Linked DNA regions of Homo sapiens: region 1 is linked to region 2. Evidence: chromatin loops called from intact Hi-C (ENCODE). Cell type or tissue: endothelial cell of umbilical vein. All regions are shown on one strand. Each heading gives the region's core, and the rest is flanking DNA. Links, peaks and the distances in the headings are about the cores only.

Region 1 (11,277 bases), core at 1,247-9,246, 710 kb before region 2:
CCCGTCTCTACTAAAAATAAAAAAAAATTAGCCGGGCTTGGTGGCGGGTGCCTGCAGTCCCAGCTACTCAGGAGGCTGAGGCAGGACAATGGTGTGAACTCAGGAGGCGGAGCTTGCAGTGAGCTGAGATCGCACCACTGCACTCCAGCCTGGGCAACAGAGCGAGACTCCGTCTCAAAAAAAAAAAAAAAAAAAAAAAAGCTGCAACTGTTACTATAGGGGGGAAGCTCTTCTCCAGTTCAAGCTGGTTGAGACCACTGATCCTTCAACTGGGCCTGTGCAGGTGACCAAAGAATGACCTTTCAATGTCAGAGAGCCAAAAACTCCACCCTCAGATCATGCTAACACTGCCATTTTCTGCACACATGTCATGTGATGAACTGTGTAGCTCAATTATGCTTGCAGAAATCCCAACAACCTCACCTTTCCTACCCGCCAATCATCTTTTCCAACTCTTTAGACCATCCTGCTTTCTTTCTCATAAGCATCTCCAAGCTCTATTTTTGGGGAGGCCTGCTGGAGATTTGTTCTTCTGCTTCCTTGCATTACAGTGTTGTGAATACAATTTTTCCTCTTAGGCAGAAATCCATCATCACAGTGATTGGATTGCTGTGTGATGGCAGAATGAACCTGGTCACTAACAAAAGAGGTAAAGAAGTAGCTAAAGGGGGATATGAGATCAAGGAGGGTTTTTATTAGGTTTTTAAGAGGGAGAGGTGGAAACTTGCCCAAATGCTTATTGGAAGGAGCCAGGAGAGTCTGAGATACAGATTTACGAGAGAACAGATAAAATTAATATAGTGTAAGCTCCTCAAGAAGGCAGGCTGAGACCCAGACATTGCCTAGGAAGAGAGCCTCTCTTCTCCAGGAACAGGACAGATTGAGGGGTTGACACAGTAGAAGGTGAGTCTGTGGAAGCAATGAGCATTTCCTATGATAGCTTCTGTTTTCTCTGTGTAGTAGGAAGGGGGTCATGGGCTTGGAGAAAGCAAGGGAGGAGGGAAGCTTGGAGGTTTGCAGGCAAAGGAGAAGACTTGAAATTTTGGACACAGGCCCACGATCAATTGGCTAATAGAATGAGTGACATCAGACACTAAACACTGGGCCTATCTGTGAAGTGTGATGGAGGCCATAAATTCCATTTCAGTGCATCTCTGAGCCTGCTCAGTAGACACCATGAACAAAGCTCACTCTCTCAAGTTGAAAAAACTTATGGACAAGTTGTCACTGAAATTAAATGGTGGTAGATGTGTCCAAGGAATACTGTGGGGATTCAGTCATTTTATGAATCTTATGATAGATGAATGTGTGAAGATGGCAATTAGTGGGCAACAGAACAATATTAGAACAGTGGAAATAGGAGGAAACAGTATCATCACGTTAAAAGCCTTGGAACAAGTCTAAATAATGGCTATCCAGCAGAGGAATTCATGTCCCCTCTCCAAAGGGTCTGTTCTCTATGATGTAAAAATTAGATCGTGTACATTTTCATATTAAACTTTTTATTAAATAAACTTTTGTAATAGTCAAAAAAGTTGGACACAGAATGACAGAGGGTAGGTGGTAGTGTTAAATAGGTGGGTGTGATATTGCTATGTACTAAGAAATATACAATTTTATTTTCATCCTCCCCTAAAACCCTTGGAATCATTCCTAAAATCCTTGGAGTCTCCAAAGGGATAAATGTCTCTTTGCATGCAAATAAAATTATTTTTGGCTACGGTGTCCTATAGTGTCTGCGAGTGGGGGTTGGTTGGCAGGGAAACCAACCATGTGATTAGAAGGTTGGAACTTTCAGCCCCCTGTCTCCAGGGAGGGTAAAAAAACTGAAGGTTGAGTTGATCACCAGTGGCCAATTATTTAATCAATCGGCACTACATAAATGAAGCCTCCATAAAAACTCAGAAGGACAGATTCTGAGAGCTTCCAGGTTGCTGAACACATGGAGATACCTGGAGCATGGTGCATCCTGGGAGGGTATGGAAGATCTGTAGCCTTCCCACATACCTCTTATGTACCTCTTCATCTGGCAGTTCATCTACATCCTCCATAACTTTATTTATTTATTTATTTATTTATTTGTTTATTTATTTTTATTTATTTATTTTTGAGACGGAGTCTGACCCTGTCGCCCTGGCTGGAGTGCAGTGGCGCGATCTTGACTCACAGCAGGCTCTGCCTCCCAGGTTCACGCCATTCTCCTGCCTCAGCCCCCGGAGTAGCTGGACTACAGGTGCCCGCCACCACGCCCGGCTAATTTTTTTGTATTTTTAGTAGAGACGGGGTTTCGCCGTATTAGCCAGGATGGTCTCCATCTCCTGACCTCGTGATCCACCTGCCTCGGCCTCCCAAAGTGCTGGGATTACAGGCGTGAGCCACCATGTCTTGCCCATGCTCCATAACTTTGTAACAAACTGGTAAACATAAGTATTTCTCTGAGTTCTGTGAGCTATTCTAGCAAATGGTTAAACCCAAGGAGGAGGTCATGGGAACCGTTGATTTATGGCTAGTTGCTCAGAAGTACAGGTAACAACCTTGTGCTTGCAATTGGTATCTGAAGTTGGGGGCCATCTCGTGGGGCTGAGCCCGTTAGTGGTGGGGTCTGTGCTAACTCTCAGAATTAAATTGTAAGACACCCAGTTAATGCCTACAGAGGATTGGAGAATTGTTGATGTGAAAAACCCACACATCTGGTGTCAAAAGTGAAGTAACTGAGTAAAGAAAAACAGTTTGTTTTTCCCTTTTGAGTGGGGGAGGATGCATGGTGGGGCCCAAATGAGGAAGCCTCTGGTTATTAAATAGAATAGATCAAACAAATATAGCTTGTAGGTCAAGGGGTCTAAGAGCCATAGACCTCAATTTCCTTATTATTTGGAGAAAATAATTATGAGACGAAGTAGCAAACATCTGCCTCTGGCCAGTCTCACAGCCAGCCCTTGCAGTGAAGAAGCCATGCCTCAGGTTTTCATGTCTCTTACCTGAATCACTGTGTTTTTTAGAAAAGATAAGCTCAATGATCTCAGCCCTTGCCTTTTCTTGTACGTAACGTCTGACAGTATTAATGATTTTCCCTCTGCAATCTATAATCAGATGTGCTCTCACACCCAGGCTTTGATGAGATTTTGCTTTAATGTAACTTCTGAGCACATGTAGAACCTCCACCATCTAATACGTAAGTTATGGGTTCATACACTGCTTTGGAGCAGTCTAACCAAAACTGAAAGATTCACCTGGATTGCCATCTGAGGGAAGACTCAGTGAAACTAACTTTAATTCTGTAAAAGCCTAGGTTTCTCTTTCATTGACACAATCTGTGATCTCTCACAGTTTTTACATTTTACAACTCTGCTGGGCCCATATAGTATCAGGATAATGTTGGCTTCTTCTAACATCTTAAGGTAACTGAGAAGGTTGCTTCATCTCCGACAGAAATTCCATTAGAGTCACGGGGCACAGAGGTTTTTTTCTATTCTCCGACCTCTCCAGGAAGCAATAATGCATTATTTCATGAACTAGAAGTAAGTAACCTGAGAATCTCTGCTATTCATATTTGGCATCACTGTGTGGGCATTGACCTCTATGTGTGTGCCCGAGTGATTCAAGGCTTGCAGTGGAAGATAAACTACTATAGGACGTGCAACCCCCACTCCTGTGTGGGGCATGGTGAAAAAGACCACTGGTTCTGGAATCAGGGAATCTGGGTTCAAATACTAGATCTTCCACTTGGGGAAGAGAAGTCATGTTGATGGAGGAGAACCTCTCTAAGCCTCTGGTTTCCTAACCAAAGAGGCCAATGATAAGGCCAGCCAACTGTGCACAGGTACTTACTGGAATACTCAACATTCTGAGCCAGCAGCTATTGTGAGTGTGTCTTATAGTAACTCATTTTATCTTCGCAACTTTCTAAGAAGGTACTATTTTCATCCTTATTTAACAGGTAAAAGAAACTGAGACACAAAGATGTTAAGTGATTTGCCCAAGGACACCCAGTTAGTGAGAGTCAAGCCTGTCTGACTTGGGTTGGTGTTCTCACCCACTCACAGCAGCTGCTCCAGGCACTAGTGAGATGTGCCACTTACTGAAGCCTGCACACCTTATGTGTGTTTAGTTATCACAATAACCCACAGCGTCATTATGACACCTCTTTCATGAATAAGGCTGTGGAAGCTCACAAAAGTTACTCCATTTGCCCAAGACCAACAGAGCCACTCTGGCAAAGCCAAGATTAACTGGCTTCCAGATCTGCTCTCTTCCTATGAAAATAAGGTAACACATGGAAAATGCTTGGTAACTTGTAAAACTCTGTATTGACAATGGTATTACCATTCTCAGTGGTCCTTACTCTCTCTAGAGCTCACAACTTTGTGTTGCTTTTACAGATAAGAAAATTGAGTTCCAGGGCAGTAAGTTAATTTGCTAGCATTCCACAGACAGAGTTGGGTTTGGAACCAGGTCTGTGCTTCTCAAAATGGAGGCTCTTAGGCCCAGGGGTAATGGATAAGGTGTTCTGCATAAAGGTGGTGTATCCTTCTACAGAATTTATTTTATTCAGATATTTGGGTAAAAATATCATTTTTATGTTAAGCATAGTGATATATTAGTGCCTCAGAATGCAACACTCATATTGGTTTTTATAGTAAAATATGAGACTTCAATTCTGCTTTTCCTCCTGCAGCATAGGACTATCTCCTCAGGTCCCTGAGATATGGATTAGCCCCTTTGGTCAGGAGGGGTACTTGGGCGGATGTTGGAGAAGCTTCTGCTACACTGGGCAGCCTCTCGCTGTGCCATGTGCCTCTGCTCCCCTCACCCACAGAGGATGCTTCTAGATGAATCCTGCCTGAACTCAGGGAGGCAGAAAAGACAGTCTCATAAGAAGTCTGTGAGTCCCTGAGAGTACTTTGCTTTTTAACCAAAAGATATAATTACTTCTCTTTACCTGATTCATTCGCCAGTTGATGAAATTGATGTATTAAAATATGTTCGCTCACTAGGTTTCTAACTTTCCCAAAATGCTTCCAGACAGACAGCTTTGTGCCCACAGCTGTGAGTGTCTTGACATTTATCTCTAGCTGGGACGCTGGGATCTAGTCTAGAGTCTGTTGTGTCTTCTTCTGTGACCTCAGGCCGGGCACATTACCTCAGTGGGCTTCAGTAACCTCACTTACAGGGGACAGGAGTTGGAGAATCACTAAGATTTCTTTCCATTTGGGCAGGTTTTGGGACCCAGGGGTTAAGTAAAGACAAGAACATGAGGTTCAGTAGCTGGGAATGTAAGTTCCCTGAGAGCAAGGCCTTTTTTGTTCATTGCCTGAAACAATGCAGGACATACAGTAGACAGTGAGTTACTATTTGTTAAATGAAATGAATAAATCTCCTCAACTTCTTGCCTGGCAGAATCAGTAAATACAAAGGAGGGGACATCCAGACAGATGACCTGAACAGAGTGGGCAGCTGGCTCACCTTTGCTCCACTCCACTCAATGCTAGCCCAGAGCCTGGCATAGGTGGCTGCTCATGGATTGAGCTTTTAAACAGCACTGAGGGTGTTCGGCAGGCAGGAGTAGGGGTGGTCTCAGTGGATTGTGGTCATTAACAGTCCTTAAGCTCCAAGAGGCCAAGGGCAAGATGAGGGAACAACATGACACTTATAGCTTCTGGCTGTGTTTGTACTGGTGGAGGTGACTATTGCTACCTGACTTAGATGTGAATAAAACTGCGGAGGATAAGGGATGAGAGGTGGAAGTGTTTTCTTATTTGTGTGTGTTGTTTTAGCCCCCTAGAGACATTGTTTTGCATTTGTAGTGTAAGCAAAGGCTCCGGAGAGCTGGTGAAAGATGCTTCCTTCCCTTCTCTCCTACCCCGACATCACTGAATGTATTTTCCCTTCTCTACCACTGGGAGTCGCAAGTGCCCACAATAATGCTCCGTTTCTTTTTAATAAAACAAACGGGAAGTATCTTTTTTGTGAAGATTTGTCCTTCACTGATGCACTGCCCTTTGGTTGATGAATATTCAGAAAAGGGGTAAGGGCAGGGGATATTGTGAAGGGTAGAACAGAGGAATAATACGGGGCAAAGCTTGGAGTCTGTTTCCAAAGAGCAAAAGAACGGATCTCCTCCCCAGGTAAGCTGTCACCTCCCAACTGTGGTGGGCATAAGTACATGGTAAAGCAAGTGTGGGGTGGGAGAACGGGATGCCCGGTGTCAACCACATCCCCTACATCTCCAGGTTAAATAGTCTCCCAAGGTGACGCCATCAGGCAGTCAAAGTCAAAAACCATGAGTTTAGGATGAGGCCATATTTTAAAGGTCCATCACTTTAAAGAAAAACATTGAGTTAGAAAAGATTTAAGAAGCCCATGTACATGGCCAAAACAGCGAGTGGCTGAAGCTTGGAAAACGTTATTTTACTGGACCTTTCTTCTCCACTGGGCTGCAAACCTCAGTGTTCATAAGCTTTGCATTCCCAATGCCTGGTGTAGCTCCCGGGCCACTGTAGACTTACAGTAAGCCCTGGAAGGAAGAAGAGAGAATGAGGAAGGAAGGGAAGAGGTAAGGAAGGAAAGAATGGAAGGTGTGCGTAGTAAGAAGGTAAATGTGGCAGATGGCCCCAATGACTCCTGCCCTCTGGTGTTCATGCCTTTGCGTGATCCCTCCGCCGGGAGGTATGGGCTGGACCTAGTGACTGCCGCCCAATAGAGACTACTTCAATAGTGATGGTATCTTACTTACCAGCTTGCAAAAAGGCTGTCACTTCTGTCTTCAGCACCTTTCTCACTCTCTTACTCTTTTGTTTTGAAGAAAGCCAGCTGTCAAGTTGTGAGCTGCCAACAACCAGGTGAGTGAGCTTGGAAGCTTGGAAGAGGGTTTTCCCCCATGTGTCTTGGGATGGCCGCAGCCCCATCCAACATCTTGATTACAGCCTTGTGAGAAACCCTGAGCCAGAGACATCAGCTAACCACACTCAGATTCTGGCCCCACAGAAACTGTGAGATAGTAAGTGTTTCTTCTTTTCAGATGCTAATTTTATGATGACAGTCTTAGGCAGCAATAGGTACCTAATACAGATTTTGGTACCTAGAAGTGATATCTAGAAATGTAGGAGTGTAGGCAGTGGATGGAACCTGGAAGGGTTTTGAAGAGAGGGTTAGAGAAAGCCTAAATTGCCACAGACTTTTTATAGAAATCTGGGTTTTGAAATCACTGCTCTTAATTATTATAACTTCCATGCATCTCAAAAAATGCAGATACTCTGCACATAGAGAAAAAACTTTAGGCAAATACTTGTGTTCCTCTTTAGCTATTGCGGGATCTGGCCAGCAGCCCGCAATGCAATGGGGCTCTCTCTTTGTTCCCAGGCAGATCAGCAGGTTGAGAAATAATAGACACACACAAGATAGTGAAAGCTGGGTCCAGGGGGGGTCACTGCCTTCTGGTCCCACGGTGCCAACGATGCACTGGATATGCCAGCATTTATTATTAAGTTTAGTGAGGAGGGGGTAGGTTAGTGAGGGATTTAGGGTCATTTGATTATGAGGTGAGATGGTCACATGGGGATGAAGTAATTCTTTAACATAACATTTGTATGTAGAAGTACAGTACATTTGTATGTAGAAGTACAGTATACAGAGATAAGAATTTACAATATAGTGTGTGCATCAGTAATTTCTAACAGAGGCTTAAAACAGAAACACAATCTTTCCATAACCTATGATTAGCAAGATATTAATCAGCAGTAACAGTTGCAACAAAAGCTGGTTACAAACAATCCATAGAAACAGGACATGAAGCTAGACAACCGGTTAGACCAGAAATTCTCAGAAGGGAGTATGCCTTAACCCTCAAGAGGCCTAGAAGAGCCGTGGCAAGATGAGGGCATTTATAGCCCTATCTTATCCATATGGACAGGCACCCCCCATGCATCCGTTTATAGGCTCTCCACAAAGGTCGCATTCCATTCCTAGAGCTATGAACATCTGCTTTTCTGGGATAGGAATCTTGATGATGTGAAACCTCCCTGACTGCACGTCCATTCATAGGCTCTCTGCAGGGGGAAGCACATCACATGCTGTTGGCTCATTCTGGCAGTCCAACCTGGCATTGTCTTTACACAATCCTGCATGCAATTTTTTATTTACAATAATCAGGAGCATTTCATCTTTTATTCCATAGCAATAGTTTCAGGGGGTCTCCCTACATCTCCCCCTTTTCTCTGATTTAAATGAACCATAGCAATCATAGCTTGGTGCTGATCACAATTGGATTGAAGAATATTTTTTCCAATTTTACACATGAACAATAAACCAATAGCACAAATTATATACAAAACAAAATTAACGATAGTGGATCCTCCCAAAGATTTTACCTATTGAATGGGGTTGAGATTAGATAATCCCTCAGAGATACCACCTAAAACTTCAGCACCAGGTAAAGCAGTTAAGTGTGCTTGTGAGGCCTCAAAAATCTGTTCTTTTAGCTTGCTTATGTCTAAACTTAAATTATCTTCACTTCCTTGTAAATGACAGTTTACTGATTCCCTATTGTAAACAGACTCATTTTATTGAAACGGAGTTGTACAAAAATTAGAAGTATTCCAATCACATTGCATTTGTAATCTATGTTCTAAACTCATAATTTTATCTCCCATCCATGTAACAGTTTGTCTTAGGTCATTAATTTGGTTAGCCAATTTTTTATCAATACCTGACTGAGAATTCCATATCTGAGTAGAATTTTTTTGCCATTTATCCACAAAATGAACAGTTTGAATAGATTGATGTAATGCAACTCCAGCAGTAGCAGCAGTCGCAGTTACAGCAATCAAGCCCATTATTATTGCAATTAATGTAAAAATAAATCATTTACTCCTTTTAAGAATTTTCTGTAGAATATTGTTAATAACATGGATAGAGGGGGAAGATTCCCAAGGCCCATGTAAGGCTACAGGGAGCCAAATACCTTCTCTGGCTCTGACTATTAAAATACTATGATATTGATTAAAGGATGAGTCAATACAAATACACAAGTAACAATTAACACAGGTAATTATGTTGGTTTCTGAACTATCATGCATCTTTCCTACTAATAACGTATATGGTAGTTTAACACAACTTTTAAGTGATATAGTTTTGTTGGACTCCATATAGATAGTATATATATTTTGAGGTGACAAGGTGGATTTACTTATAACACTTTCTCCAGCCCAAACTCTCATACCAGTCATAGCTATTGTTAATCTCCATAATTCTGAATGTTCAGGTTCTAAGTGCAGAACAATGAGCCTTGGCTTTGGAGGGGCAACCCCTGCCCCTTTCCACTTAAGAGGAAAAAAGGAGTTAAATCTACGATATAACAGGGGAGGGTTGTCACTACTTTTTTGATAAGTAATATCATAGAGAAAATGTTGACAATCTTTGTGACCTTGAGAGCAATCATTAGTAATATGACCTTTGGGAGCCCAGTCAACAATGGTGTACTGAGAAGAATTAAATAACACAGTTCCTTCTGAGCTAACACAATCTTTCCATATTAATTTGTCAGCATTTGAAGACAAGTTGAGAGATCATGCAGGTCCTAAAGGCTTATATTGGGTTGTGTGAATATATTCAGTGATTTCTGTTTTGATCTGCCTTAGAGGTTTTAATGAGAGCCCTGATACCAAGTGTCCCAAAGGAGGGACAGAGTGACCAGATGGTAGTGTGACCGCCCAAGTTTGAATATCTAATGAGAGACATCCATTAGTGGGTCCCAGGCACAAAGGTGGACACCTAAAACCTAAAGTGATATTGAAAGGGATTCCTTCTTCTGAAGGTTGGGCAGGACAACGATCATCTACAGAACCAGGCATCCAAATACTATCATTAACATAGACCTCGATAGGAGCGTCCATCTATGTCATGGCTCGAATAAGAGGAGGAAAAGGAATATAGGCCCAATGTGTATAGTTTTTAACAGTCTGTGGGGCAACAGAGGGTAGAAGGATCAGTGTCATCAGGAGGAGGCAGAGGTTGAGCCAGACCTGGATCTCTGGAGACAAGTTGTTCAGGAAGGCTGACTGGATTGTCTGTTGTAAAGGAGTTAGCGTGGTCATTTTCTTCTTTTTGACGATTGGATGTGTTAGTTGTTTCTTGCTGTGGTGCTTTTTCAGCAAATTTCTCTGTCTCGTTGTTGTATGCATTTTCAGGACACAATTTCATGTGTCTAGCAGGAATCCAAACAGGAGATTGATGTTCACCTGGGGAAACACAAGCATAACCTCTTCCCCACGTTAAAATAGAATTTTTTGACCATATATTAGATTGAACATCTTTCCACCATACTTCTCTTCCTTGGTTTACTGTAGGACGGTTACCAGAGAAATGTTTTTCTGGCATTAGTATAAGTGAGTTGATGAAATTGTTCTGCATCTGTAATGGCTAGAGAAACTAGAGTATCAACTTTATGATTACCACTGGATAAAGGTCCAGGCAAATTAGTATGAGAACGAATGTGAGTGAAGAAAAAAGAGTGGTTTCGGTTTTTTGTAACAAAGACAGTTTTTTGTAACAAAGAGAAAAAGGAAAACAGATTAGTGTCAGTAATATTTTTGATGGTAGCTGTTTCTATTGCCTTAGTGGCATGCACTACATATGCTGAGTCAGAGAAAATATTAAGAGACTGATCAAAATCCTGTAATGCAGAGATAACAGCAAACAACTCAGCTTTTTGAGCAGAATTGTATGGAGTAGAAATGACTTTATCTTTTGGTCCTACATACCCTGCCTTTCCATTACTGGATCCATCACTAAAAATGGTAATGGCTGTCTCTAGTGGTGATGAACGAGTAAGTTTTGGTAGAATCCAGGAAGTATTTCTTAGAAATTGAAAGAATTTTGACTTAGGCAAATGATCATCAATAGTGCCAATGAAGTCAGCCAGATTAGTCTGCCAGCACAAGGATGTAGAAAAGGCATTTTTAACTTCATTTTTTGACAAAGGGACTACAATAATGTTTGGATCAAAGCTGGAAACTTTAGTGATATGTTGACATCCTAACCCAATCAAAGTGGCTATTTGATCAAGATATATTGAAAGAGTTTTAAAGGCTGAATTAGGAAGAAATACCCATTCAACTAGAGAATCATTTTGTACTATAAGTCCCGTAGGAGAGTGGATGGAAGGAAAAACTAAAAATTGTAAAGTCAAATTTGGGTCAATATGAGAGACTTGTGCCTCTCTCACTCTTTGTTTTACAAAAGACAACTCTTGTTTTGCTGGCTCAGATAGAGAGCAAGGAC
Region 2 (11,277 bases), core at 1,862-9,861:
CTTTGCCATGCCCTTAGAGGTTCAGCACTGAACAGACCCATTCTGCTGTACCGGCTGATTTTTATTGTGTTCAGGGTGTACACAATTTATTAGCAGGAGTTACAGCCACCCAGTGATTTAAATTATACATGAAATCTAATAAAATTTTTAAAAGGTAACCAACATCCCTGTCTGTGTTAAGTTTTGGAAAGTGTGAAAAATAAGCTTTTTGGTTTATTCTCGAATAGATCTGGGTCTTTATCTGGCCTCCTTCATGCTTTCTCCCAAAGCTTGGGATTAGATCCAGAGGTGCCTAGGGGATCTCAATCCAGCACTTGGTAAAAAAAAAAAAAAAAAAAAAACTTTATTACTATCAGTCAAGCTCTCATTTTGAGGTGCTTTGAAAATATAGGGTAGTTCTCTCCCCAAAAGTACTTTTGGTAAATATAATAAAGTGCCAGTGCTTTGCAAATTGTGTTCTGCAGTCACCTCCCTCGAAGTTCCTGGGATGGAAGGGTTAAAATGCTGATTTCTGGGCTCTGCTTCAGATGGGTTGGATCAGAATTTCAGGGAGAAAGCTCAGGAATCAATATTGTTAATAAGCTCCCTAGGTAAATCTTCTATATACTAAATTGCGAGAATCACTGATATATTTGTTATGAATGTGGGTTCTAGACTCAGGTGGAGCCAAGTTTGAATTCTTACTAGCAGATTACTTAACTTCCCTAGACCTCAACACCCACACATCTGAAAAATTACCTTGTAATTTGTTGGAAAGATAAAGTGAAACGAGATTATGCATGTAAAGCAGTGCTTCTCAAACTCTGTGTGCATAGAAATCACCTGGGGATTTTGTTAAAATGCACATTCTGATGCAGTGGATGTGAGTTGGGGCCTGAGATTCTTACTTCTTGTAGCAAGCTTCCTAGTAAAGCCAGTGCTGCTGGTCCTCTATCCACACGTTGGGCAATTAGCAGGCCTACAGTAAGTTTTAATAATCATTAGCTCTTCCATTATTCAGCTTGGTGAAGATGGAAAGAGAGAGTGTGCAGTGATTTTTACGAAACCTTCATCATCCATTGGAATCACATGTGGTGCTTTGAAAAATGCAGATGCCAAGCCAGGTGTGGTGGCACATCTGAGGTGGGAGGATCACTTAAACCAGGAAGCTCAAGACCAGCCTGGGCAACACAGCAAGACCCCGGTCCCTTAAAAAATTTTAAATGAAAAAAATGCAGATGCCTGAACTCCTGTCTCTGAAGATGCTGATTTGGTATCTTCTCGGTGGAGCCCAGGAATCTATGTTTTTAAAGTGCTACAAGTGATCCAGAATAGATAGATGTAAAGTAATAAGTATCTTGGGTAAAACTTATTTTGTAGCCACTGAGAAAGTGTCCAAATGTCCCCCTGGTACAAAACTCTTATTCACCATAATGCCAGTCTAAAACACACTATCTGAGTCATGGCCATCCAAAGAGGAGATAAAAAATTTTTGCCTTAGACCCTAGGCTGCTCTAGAGCCTCTAGCAATTCTAGAGCCAGTCTCCATTGCCCTTCTATCCTTTACTGTGCAAAGGAAGAATGGGTTATAAGAGGCAAACACCATGGGAAATCCAACTCCATCACTTACTAGCTATGGGATCTTGGGCATGACTTTAATTTCCTGTTCCTCAGGTACCTCATCTATAAAATGTGGATAATATCAAACTCACCTACCTCATAAACACATTGTGAGAATAAAATGAATACCCTATAACCTTGCTGCTCAAAATGTGGTCCGTGGACCATCAGTATCAGCATCACCTGAGAGCTTGCTTGATATGCCAAATCTCAGATCTACTAAATAAGAATCTGCATTTTAACAAGATACCTTCCCCACAGTGATCCCTATGCAAAGTTTGCAAAACACCACTTTATAGTATTAAAAAATTATGAGGAAGAGTTATAAGATAAAATAGTCCTTATTCTTTAAGATCTCACAGTCTCATTAAGAAGGGGCAAGCTTTATATTATATGTGAACAATTAGAGAGGGCTACAAAGCCCACAAAATCAAATGATAAATAGTGTCCATACTTTTCCAGAAAACAGAGCAATTTAAAAAACAATAGCAGCAACCACATTGTTTGATCATCTTCCTAGGTCTGATTATAATAATCAGTGCTCTCCAAATGTTCTCGCAATCAAGAAACAAAGAATGATAATACATTGAAGTGGAATTAAAGGATGATGTTGTTCAAAACCAGAGTCAATTGTTTTGGGCACAGCTTCTGAACTTCCTGGCAAATCACCTGGACATCTGTGACAATGCAGATTCTGAAACTCCCAGAAAATGTCCATGCTGCTAGTCCACAAACAGTACTTTGAGGAGTAAGGGTTGGGGATTCAGGCCACCCAGGGCCTCTACCAGCAGCCATGTTTACCAGGAATAAATATGTCAGTACACTTTAACCCATCTGTGGGACAATGGATGGAAAGCGCTACCCTAACTCATCCCATTTATACTGGGACGAGAAAGTATTGTTTCTGCACCTGAGGACATCTTTAGTGCCTGATACACAGGGGGATGAGAGGGAGACAGCTGCCTTAGCTATGCTTATGTATAGCACCACTTAGTGGTGATATATGTCAGCCAATACTGCTGAGGAAACAAGGGAAATTGCTGTTGGATATATGATTCTACTGCCTGAGAAGCCTGTCAGTGTAAACTTTTCTGTTTCTCCAGAACCTGTGGAGTTGTGTTCATTTATGTGTCTCTCCTCGGAGCAGAACCTTGTGAGTGCACAGTTTCCAGGAACTATACGATGTTCTCCCTCTGACACCTGCTTTACGTATAGATGTTTAACAACTGTGCCAGCTCACCCTTCCCTGAACTCCCCAAGTAATTGGCTTCATGTCACTTTGCCTTGGTATAGCATTCCTACTCCCCAGATTCATGGTACTATATGTTTGATGGGTCACGTAGTGCTGTACCACCTCCTTCTACCTACTCATGATATAAAACTTTATCAAGACATTTACCTCCAAGGAAAGAATATGCTTAATAAACATTACCAAGAAAGCCTAAGAAGGCTCAATATTCAAATATTCATTCACATAACTATGTTCTTATTGGAGAAATCAAAAACTACAAGGGAAAAATGAATGATTTTGCATTAAAAATTTACCTTCTTTTTGGCAAAAACACCAAAAATAAGATGAAAAGACAAATGCTAAACTGAAAAAAAAATGGCAATTTAAACAAAGATTTAATGCAGAAAGAACAAGTCAGTACAGGAAATAATTGCAATAGAAAAGTGGACAAAGAATAAAATCTAGGAATTCACACAAATGATATATATAAACGGTCAAGAAATATATACAGAAAAACATTCAAATAATCCTAAAATGTAAATATTTGCCTATCAGACTACTAAAGATGAAAAGTATTGACAAAGTTGATAGGTTTTGTCAATACTTTTTCATCTTTAGTAATCTGATAGGCAAATATTTTCAGTTGGGTCAATAGTACTCTGTTGATGGGAACATAAATGGTTGAATGTGTCAAATATGTCTTTAATATTCATACCCTTGGTGTCAGTAATCCCACTCCTAAAAACCTATCATAAAAAGATAACTACACTAGAAGATGAATATTCATTATTTCATCCAACAGATATTTGCTGAGCTCTTATATGTGCAAGGCATTAGATTAGGAGTTAGGGATATTCTTTACTGGGCCAAGAACAAAATAAGCAAAGAAGCATTCATTATAGTCAAAGGAGACAAATGACAAAAACTGTGTGTGTGTGGTGGGGAGGTGTATGTGTGGGTGGGTGGGTGGGTAGTGGTGGTAGTGCTGGTGGTGAGAATGGTCAGGGCAAGAGAAGATGGAATGTCCTGCTCCTACAGGGTGATTAGGAAAGGGCTCTCTGTTAAGGACACATTTGAGAAGAGACTTTAAGGAACCAGGGAAACAAGACATAGAGATACCCATGAAGAGATGATTCCAAGTGAGGGAACAACAGGTGTGGAGATGGGAGCATGTTGGTGTGTCTAAGGATCAGCAAGGAGGCCGGTGAAACTGGAGCACAGTGAGGGAGGATGGAAACTGAAGCAGGTTGGATGGGGCCGAGGGATAGTGCTCTGAGATAATGCAGGACATTGTCAGCCATAGTAAGACCGTGAGGTTTACTTTCAATGAGACAGGCAGAACCGGAGAGCCCTATGCAGAGCAGTGATGAGCAATGACTTGAATTTGTAAAGACCCTCTGACTTCTTGGTAAGCAGAAAAGCCACTTGGAAGCCATGATAATCCAGATAAGATATGATGGGGGAGAGGACAGCAGAGGTGGCTGAAAGTGGTTGAGTTCCAGATACGTTTTGAAGATAGAGCCATCAGGATTTCCTCACGATACAGATGTGAGTTGTAAAAGAAAGGAGTCAAGGATGATTCTGAGATTTGCACTTGTTAGTATTATATTTATTGAGATGGGGAAGCCCGAGGAAGAAAATTTGGGTGAGGTAGACTCAGAAAAATCAAGGGCTTTCCACTTGTCAAGTTTGAGATGTGTCTTAGACATCTAAGTAGAGATGTTAGGCAAGCAGTTGGGTTATGAATCTGGAGTTCAGGGAAAGGTCTAGGTTGGAGATATATATGTGGGAGTAGAATGCTGGGATTTAGTCCTGAGTCCAGATGAGATCACCTAAGGAACAAATGTAGGTAAGGAACAGAAAAGTTCTGAGAATGGAACCCCACGATAGTCCAAGATTTGGAGGTCAGGAAGATGAGGAGAAACAGACAAAAGGGACTGAAGAGCAGTGGCCAATAAAATAGGAGAGCCTCCTAGAAGGTGGTGTCCTGGAAGGCAAACGAATTCCAACAAGTAATGATCAGGTGTCAAGTGCGGTTCAGAGGTCAAGGAAGATGAAGTTGGAGGACAAACCAAGGGCTTGACAACATGGAGGTCATGGTGACCTTGGCAAGAACTATGTGTGGAGGAATGTGGACAAAACCTGATGGAGTGGGTTTAGGAGAAGCAAGAAAAGATGATGCAAGGCTGATAAGAATAAACAACTCTGTCAAGCATTCCAGGTGTCTAAGGAAACAAGAAAATGGGCTGGAGTTGGAGGTGGAGTGATATCAAAGAAAAAAATTTTTTTTAAAAGATGTAGTCTCATTCTGTTGCCCAGGCTGGAGTGCAGTGGCGCAGTCTCGGCTCACTGCAATCTCTGCCTCCTGGGGTCAAGCAATTCTCCTGCCTCAGCCTCCCAGGTAGCTGGAATTACAGGCATGCACAACCACACAGCTAATTTTTGTGTTTTTTTTAGTAGGGATGGGATTTCACCATGTTGGCCAGGCTGGTCTCAAACTCCTGGCCTCAAATGATCTGCTCGCCTCAGCCTCCCAAAGTGTTGGGATTACAGGTGTGAGCTACTATGCCCGGCCCAAAGAAGATTTTTTTTAACGAGATGGGCGTTATTATCTCATATCTGTTTGCTAAAGAAACAGTATAGCACAGAGAGGAAAAATGGCAAAGGAAAAACAGGGACAACTGTTTGATTAAGGGAGATAGGATGAGATCTAATAAATAAAAGAGAAGATACCTTGGAAAGAAGCAAACACAAAGAATTTATTACACAATTGTTTATAGTGGTAAAAAACCTGAAAATTAATAAAAAGTTTATCAGCAGGTACTGGGTAAGCAATTTAAGGGGTTTAAGTACAAAACAACAAAACATAATCATTAAAACTGTTAGTGAAGATTCTATATTTATTTACATGGTAATGCATGCACAATAAAAAGCAAAACGAAACAAAACAAAAACCAGCATAGTCAAGTCCTGACTAAAAATGATTAAAAGTGCTTTATCTACATAAGATTCGAAGATAGTTTCTGCTTTCTTCTTTATGATATTCCATATTATTTTTTACAATAGACACATATAATATGCTTAAAACTCTTTTCTCTCCTTAGAGCCACTGCCTAAGGCAGGCAGTGCCTCTCGCTGAAGCTCTGTTAGAGGCTTTGAATGGTGACTTAATATCAAGTCCTTTCAAGACTTCCTCCTTAACCTATCTACCACTCCCCACAAACAGCAATACAAATCCCAACTCTGCCACGTATTAGCTGCTTGCTTTCGAGCAATGTATTTAACCTTCACAAGCCTATTCCTTCACCCGTAAAATAATGATTTGAAAAATCTGCCTCAGAAGATTGCTGTGTGGGTCAAGGAAGACAATGTAGGTAAAGTGCCTAGCACAGTGCCTGGCACGTAACAGGTACTGAATACCAGGCTGTTGTTACCTGGGTGTGCTACCCTCGTGCACTAACACATTTCGAGAGGATGACAATGGGGGACCCTGCTCTTGCCAGTAGCAATGCTGCTGCCTTTGCTTTTTCCTATTTCTGGTGATGCTGTTCTCCTCTTGTCTGATGCAGGGGAATTTGTGAGAATAGGAAAAGAAAAAATTTCTGAGTCTTCTCACTCGCCCACAAATATTCCAAAATTTGGCTAATCCGCCCCCTAGTGGCAGACATTATAATTTCTGTCACTTTTTTTCCAACTGGAATTGCAAGAAAATACCCATAAAGGATTCATTTGAGATATTTGCCGCATCTCCTACTACCGGCCTTGTCACTACCATGTAAAGGCAGGACAGTGCCTAAACTGGCCCATTGCTTGCTTCCTTATGTTAAGGCTTTGAATGTCTTTCTTAAAATGCAAACATGCGCCTAGGAAGAGTAGTCTAACTGAATCCTTCAGCCTGAACTAGCTAGCCTGAAGGACGAGATGCAGAGTAGATGAGGGTCAGGAGAGGCCATGAGAGGCTAGCCATAAAGGTGAGTCATCAAGGGGGCCTGTGGCTATCTCAGGGGTGAGGAGCAGAAGGCACAGGTGCCAAAAATGCTTTCCCTGCTCCCTCAAAAATCATAAATGTTTATCTAGGAGTCATACCTTAGAACAGAGATGGATGTCATAAAACTAGAACATAGCTTTTTTTTTTTTTTTTTTTGAGACAGGGTCTCAAAAAGTTGCCGTGCAGTGGCGTGATCATGGCTCACTTCAGCATCTATCTCCTGGGCTCCAGTGATCCTCCCGTCTCAGCCTCTTGAGTAATTGGGACCACAGGCACATGCCACCACACCCAGCTAATTTTTTTTTTATTGTTAGTAGAGATAAGGTTTCACTATGTTGCCCAGGCGGGTCTCAAACTCCTGAGCTCAAGTGATCTGCCTGCCTTGGCTTCCCAAAGTGCTGGGATTACAGATGTGAGCCACTATGCCTGGCCTGGAACCTACCGTTCTTGAAGGAAAGGAATGCAAAATTTCCTAGCCCAAAAGGTGACTCTTTTTAACATGTTAGTATGCATTTGTGCTGGCAAAAAGACCCTTAGATTTTGAGTCAAAAGACCAGGGATTGAGTGCTCCTCTTGTGGTTGACAAGATGAGTAATAACAGGCAAGCTATTTAGCCTTTCTGAGCGTGAATTTTGTCATCTGTAGAATGGGCATGATGGTGGTAATTCTGCTCTCAGTGAAATGTGTATGGTTTTGTTTGTTATTTAGGTCTTCCTGAGATTGGCGTGCCGTGACTAGGGTTGAAGGTGAAAGAGGGACATTTACTGAAAAGGTACACACCTCTTCTGACCTGGGCCTGGCGGCTTGATGACATTAGATTGTGAAGCCCTTAGCTCTTTAATAAAGCTGAGGAGAGAATGTGCAGGATGCATAGATCCCTATCAGAGAGCTTGGGGAAAATCCCAAAAGTGAAATCCCAATAGTGAAGTCTTAGGAGCAAAGATGGGAGGGTAGAGAAAAAGAAAGTGGGGGAAAAGGCAGGGGCAGAATAGAAGCTTGAAACTTGCTAAGTATTACTGGAGATGAGATTTCAAAGAAGTAGGATAAGGGCTTTATCTAACGGAGAAAGGTCAACATGAGCCCAAATGTGGAACCCACAGACATGGTGTGAGGGAGATGGAACATGCTGGAGGGGCCTCCGGGAGCTCCAGAAAAGGTGATTCTGTAATGGGTGGTGCATGACTGAAATGGTGATAAGACCATATGCAACAGATCTGACTTCAGAATTGGGTCATCAGGTGCCACTCAATAGGAACAAGTCAAGTAAAAGAGGGTACACCAGGCACAAAGTTTAATCACACCAGACATATAGTGGAAAAGGCCTCCCTACTAGCCAATGAATTAAAGCCCAGAATTATTTTTTAAGCTAGATCATACTACAATAATCAGGACATGGATCTGAAAAACAGTCTATTATTTGTGAGTACATACATTCTTTCATTTGTTCATCAGATATTTATTGAGGATTACCTATTGTTCTAGCCCCGTAGAGATGCGGTTTCCTTCAAGGTAGAAGGTGTGATTAAAGTTTAGCAGAGAAAGTTCAGGATACCTACAGATCACAGCTGGCTAGAAGAGAAACACATATAGCATAGACCATTGTTCACACAAGAACTCAGTAAATATTTATTGAGTGATATGTTTTGGCTCTGCATCCCCACCCAAATCTCACCTCGAATTGTAATCCCCACATGTTGAGGGAGGGACCTGCAATTCCCATGTGTCGAAGGAGGGACGTGACTGGATCATGGGGGTGGTTTTTCCCATGCTGTGCTCATGATAGTGAGTGAGTTATGGTTTTATAAATGTTTGGAAGTTCCTCCTTCGTGCTTCTCTCTCTCTTCTGCTACCCATGTAAGACTTGCCTGCTTCCCCTTCCACCATGATTATAAGTTTCCTGAGGTCTCCCCAGCCATGCAGACTGTGAATCAATTAAACCTCTTTTCCTTATAAATTACCCCATCTTGGGTATTTCTTAAGAGCAGTGCAAAAAAAGGAATAATACATTGAGTGATTGGGGTGGAGTCAAATACAATGGGGTGAGCAGAAAGGAATGGGAAGGGTATGGACTTTACTGTTAGAAATGTCTGGGTAAAAACCCCAGCTCTGTCACTTGAGCCATGTAATACCAGGCTACTTAAGGACTCAATAAAATGGTAGACATTAGAATTTGTAAGACAACATTTGCCTTGAAAGATGGGTAGCTTTTAGATTTGTGGCTATGAAGGGAAGGGCATTTTTATCTCACTACTTATCAGTGCATACTTAGCTTGATGCTCTCAGGAATCATCCTTTCCATAGACAAGCTCACATTTTAAGCCAGCAGCACAGCAGGCATACTAGGAAGATGTGGGCAACACTTGGAGTCACACAACAGTAATTCCACACTAATAAGAAGCAACTATTCCACCTACTTTGCCCATGCAAAATATTATGATTTTATACTGCGAAATCCTGAGTTGGGAGTCATATGAACAAACGGGGTTGTTTCAAGTACTTCACAATCCTTGCACTAGCTTCAAGAGGAAGTGTTAGGACTTAACTGTGTTCCTCAGGAAACCATATGTTGAAATCTCAAGCCCCAACACCTCTGCATGTGACTTTGTTTGGAAATAGGATCATTGCAGATGTAATTAAAGATGAGATTATACTAGAGTAGAGTGGGCCCCAAACCTAGTATGACTGGTGTCCTTGGAAAAAGGGGAAATTTGGACACATACACACACACACACATACACACACACACACAAACACACACAAACACACCCACACACAGGGAGAACGCCATCTGAAGCTGAAGGCAGATATTGGGATGACGCATCTGCAAGTCAAGGAACTACCAGAAGCTAGGAGGTTTAGAACAGACCCTTCCCTAGAATCTTCAGAGGGAATATGGCCCTGCCAACAGATACTTTGATCTCATACTTCTAGCCTCAAGAATTGTGAGATAATTAACATCTGTTGTTTAAGTTACTCAGTTTGCAGGACTTTGTTATGGCAGCCATAGCAAACTATTAAAGGAAGTCTTTACAGTTTTTAAGAAAGGAGAGAGAGAATGTTTGGGGTAGAAACAAGATACCCTGCCCAAGGAGGGAAAAGCAAAAATGCAAGGAGACAGCTGAAGAAAACGACCCCCAGAGATGAGTGTCTGAGGCTGGATCAGATGTGTAGATAATACTGAGAGGGAGGAAGTTGAAGAGACAAAATTTCCTTTGAACAACAATACATCATAATGACTCTAAGAGATAAGATCTGTACATAGGAGACTTATACTGAAGGGTCTGCTATAATGCAATGAGAAAACTAAGCTTGTGGTTAGGAAATATCACCAATTCACCTGTTGATTCCAAAATGTCCAGTATAGCATCGAGCTTATTTACCTCATATAGGGCTTTGTGTAGAACAGTGTTTCTCAAACTTTCATGTGTATACACATTGCCTGCAGATCTAGTTAAAACACAGATTCTGGTTCAGCAGGTTTGGGGAGAAGCCTCAGAGTCTGCATTCCTAACAAGCTCCCAGGTGATGCCAACACTGCTGGTCCTTGGACCACCCTTTGGGTAGCAAGGGTGTAGGTTACAGTTATGTTCACAGGTAAATGAAAATAATTTTGGACAAAGGGAATGCTAAGTAAACAGAACTGATTGATGTTCTTGTTCTCTGTAAGCTGGATCAGTTCAAGTGAGTCAAATGGCAGTAACAAAGAAATGGTGGTACGGCAGTCACCTGCCCTGAGTCTGGACTGGTGGCTAAATCATAGGAGGATCTTTTATAGTTATTTATATGCTTCTATGTAAGATATTTAGAAATTTTCTATTTGATCTTTACGACGCAAAATTTTAAAATGTAATCTTTACAACTGCTCTATGAGATAGGGTAGGTATTAATATTTCTGGCACACATGGTGCATAATAAATGTTTGGTATTTTTATCCCTATTTTATAAATAGAGATTGAGCTTTGGAGGTTAACTGTTGGTCAAGTAGATGTTCAAACACACATCTTCAAAACTCTTCCCCACCCTACCCAAGCCCCCTCAATGGCTATGTACTTTTTTGGGTTGTATATGATTTCCTTTTTTTTTCTTTTTAACTAGACTTCTCTCTCTCTCTTTAAGCATGAAACTCAAACTCTACCCACTTATGTCTTAACAGGTATTCGTATTTTTGATACACATCATATTAGCAATGTGCTGGGAAAGATTTAAAAGATGGAACAGAGCCAGTGAATTTCCCTATTATCTCCTCTTGCTTCTTACTGTCTTTAAGCAAGTGGCTCAATTCCTTGGCTCAACTCCTACCCTATACCTCTAAAAAATATTTACAGCTTTTAAAAGTTTTTCTCAGCCTATCCTTCCTCTCCTGCCTGGCACTCTTAATTTCACTCCTGGTAGTAGCTCTAAATTATTCTACCGAGACACCGTCACTTGTTAAGCTCCTGTGGTGTGTATATTAGGGAGA

The links. Hi-C counts contacts between places; a loop is a spot of excess contacts. Peaks named below come from ENCODE experiments on the same cell type or tissue, not always from the same donor. Only the 100,000 strongest peaks of a DNase experiment are listed, where the experiment ranks them.
Region 1: it touches region 2 in a loop (23-fold over the local background); 21 of 110 quality-filtered maps call a loop at or near these places.

Annotation. Positions count from the first base shown.
Region 1 is chr11:92,936,267-92,947,543 of GRCh38, forward strand. It overlaps the pseudogene SNRPGP16. Among named protein-coding and RNA genes, the nearest start is that of LINC02746, 26 kb to the left of the region's middle. In endothelial cell of umbilical vein, for the core only: a CTCF peak has its summit at 5,917; no DNase peak of the experiment used is centred there.
Region 2 is chr11:93,645,776-93,657,052 of GRCh38, forward strand. No RefSeq gene overlaps it. Among named protein-coding and RNA genes, the nearest start is that of CEP295, 10 kb to the right of the region's middle. In endothelial cell of umbilical vein, for the core only: a CTCF peak has its summit at 6,510 (motif pointing left); a DNase peak (open chromatin) is centred at 6,496; H3K27me3 peaks cover 1,885 bases.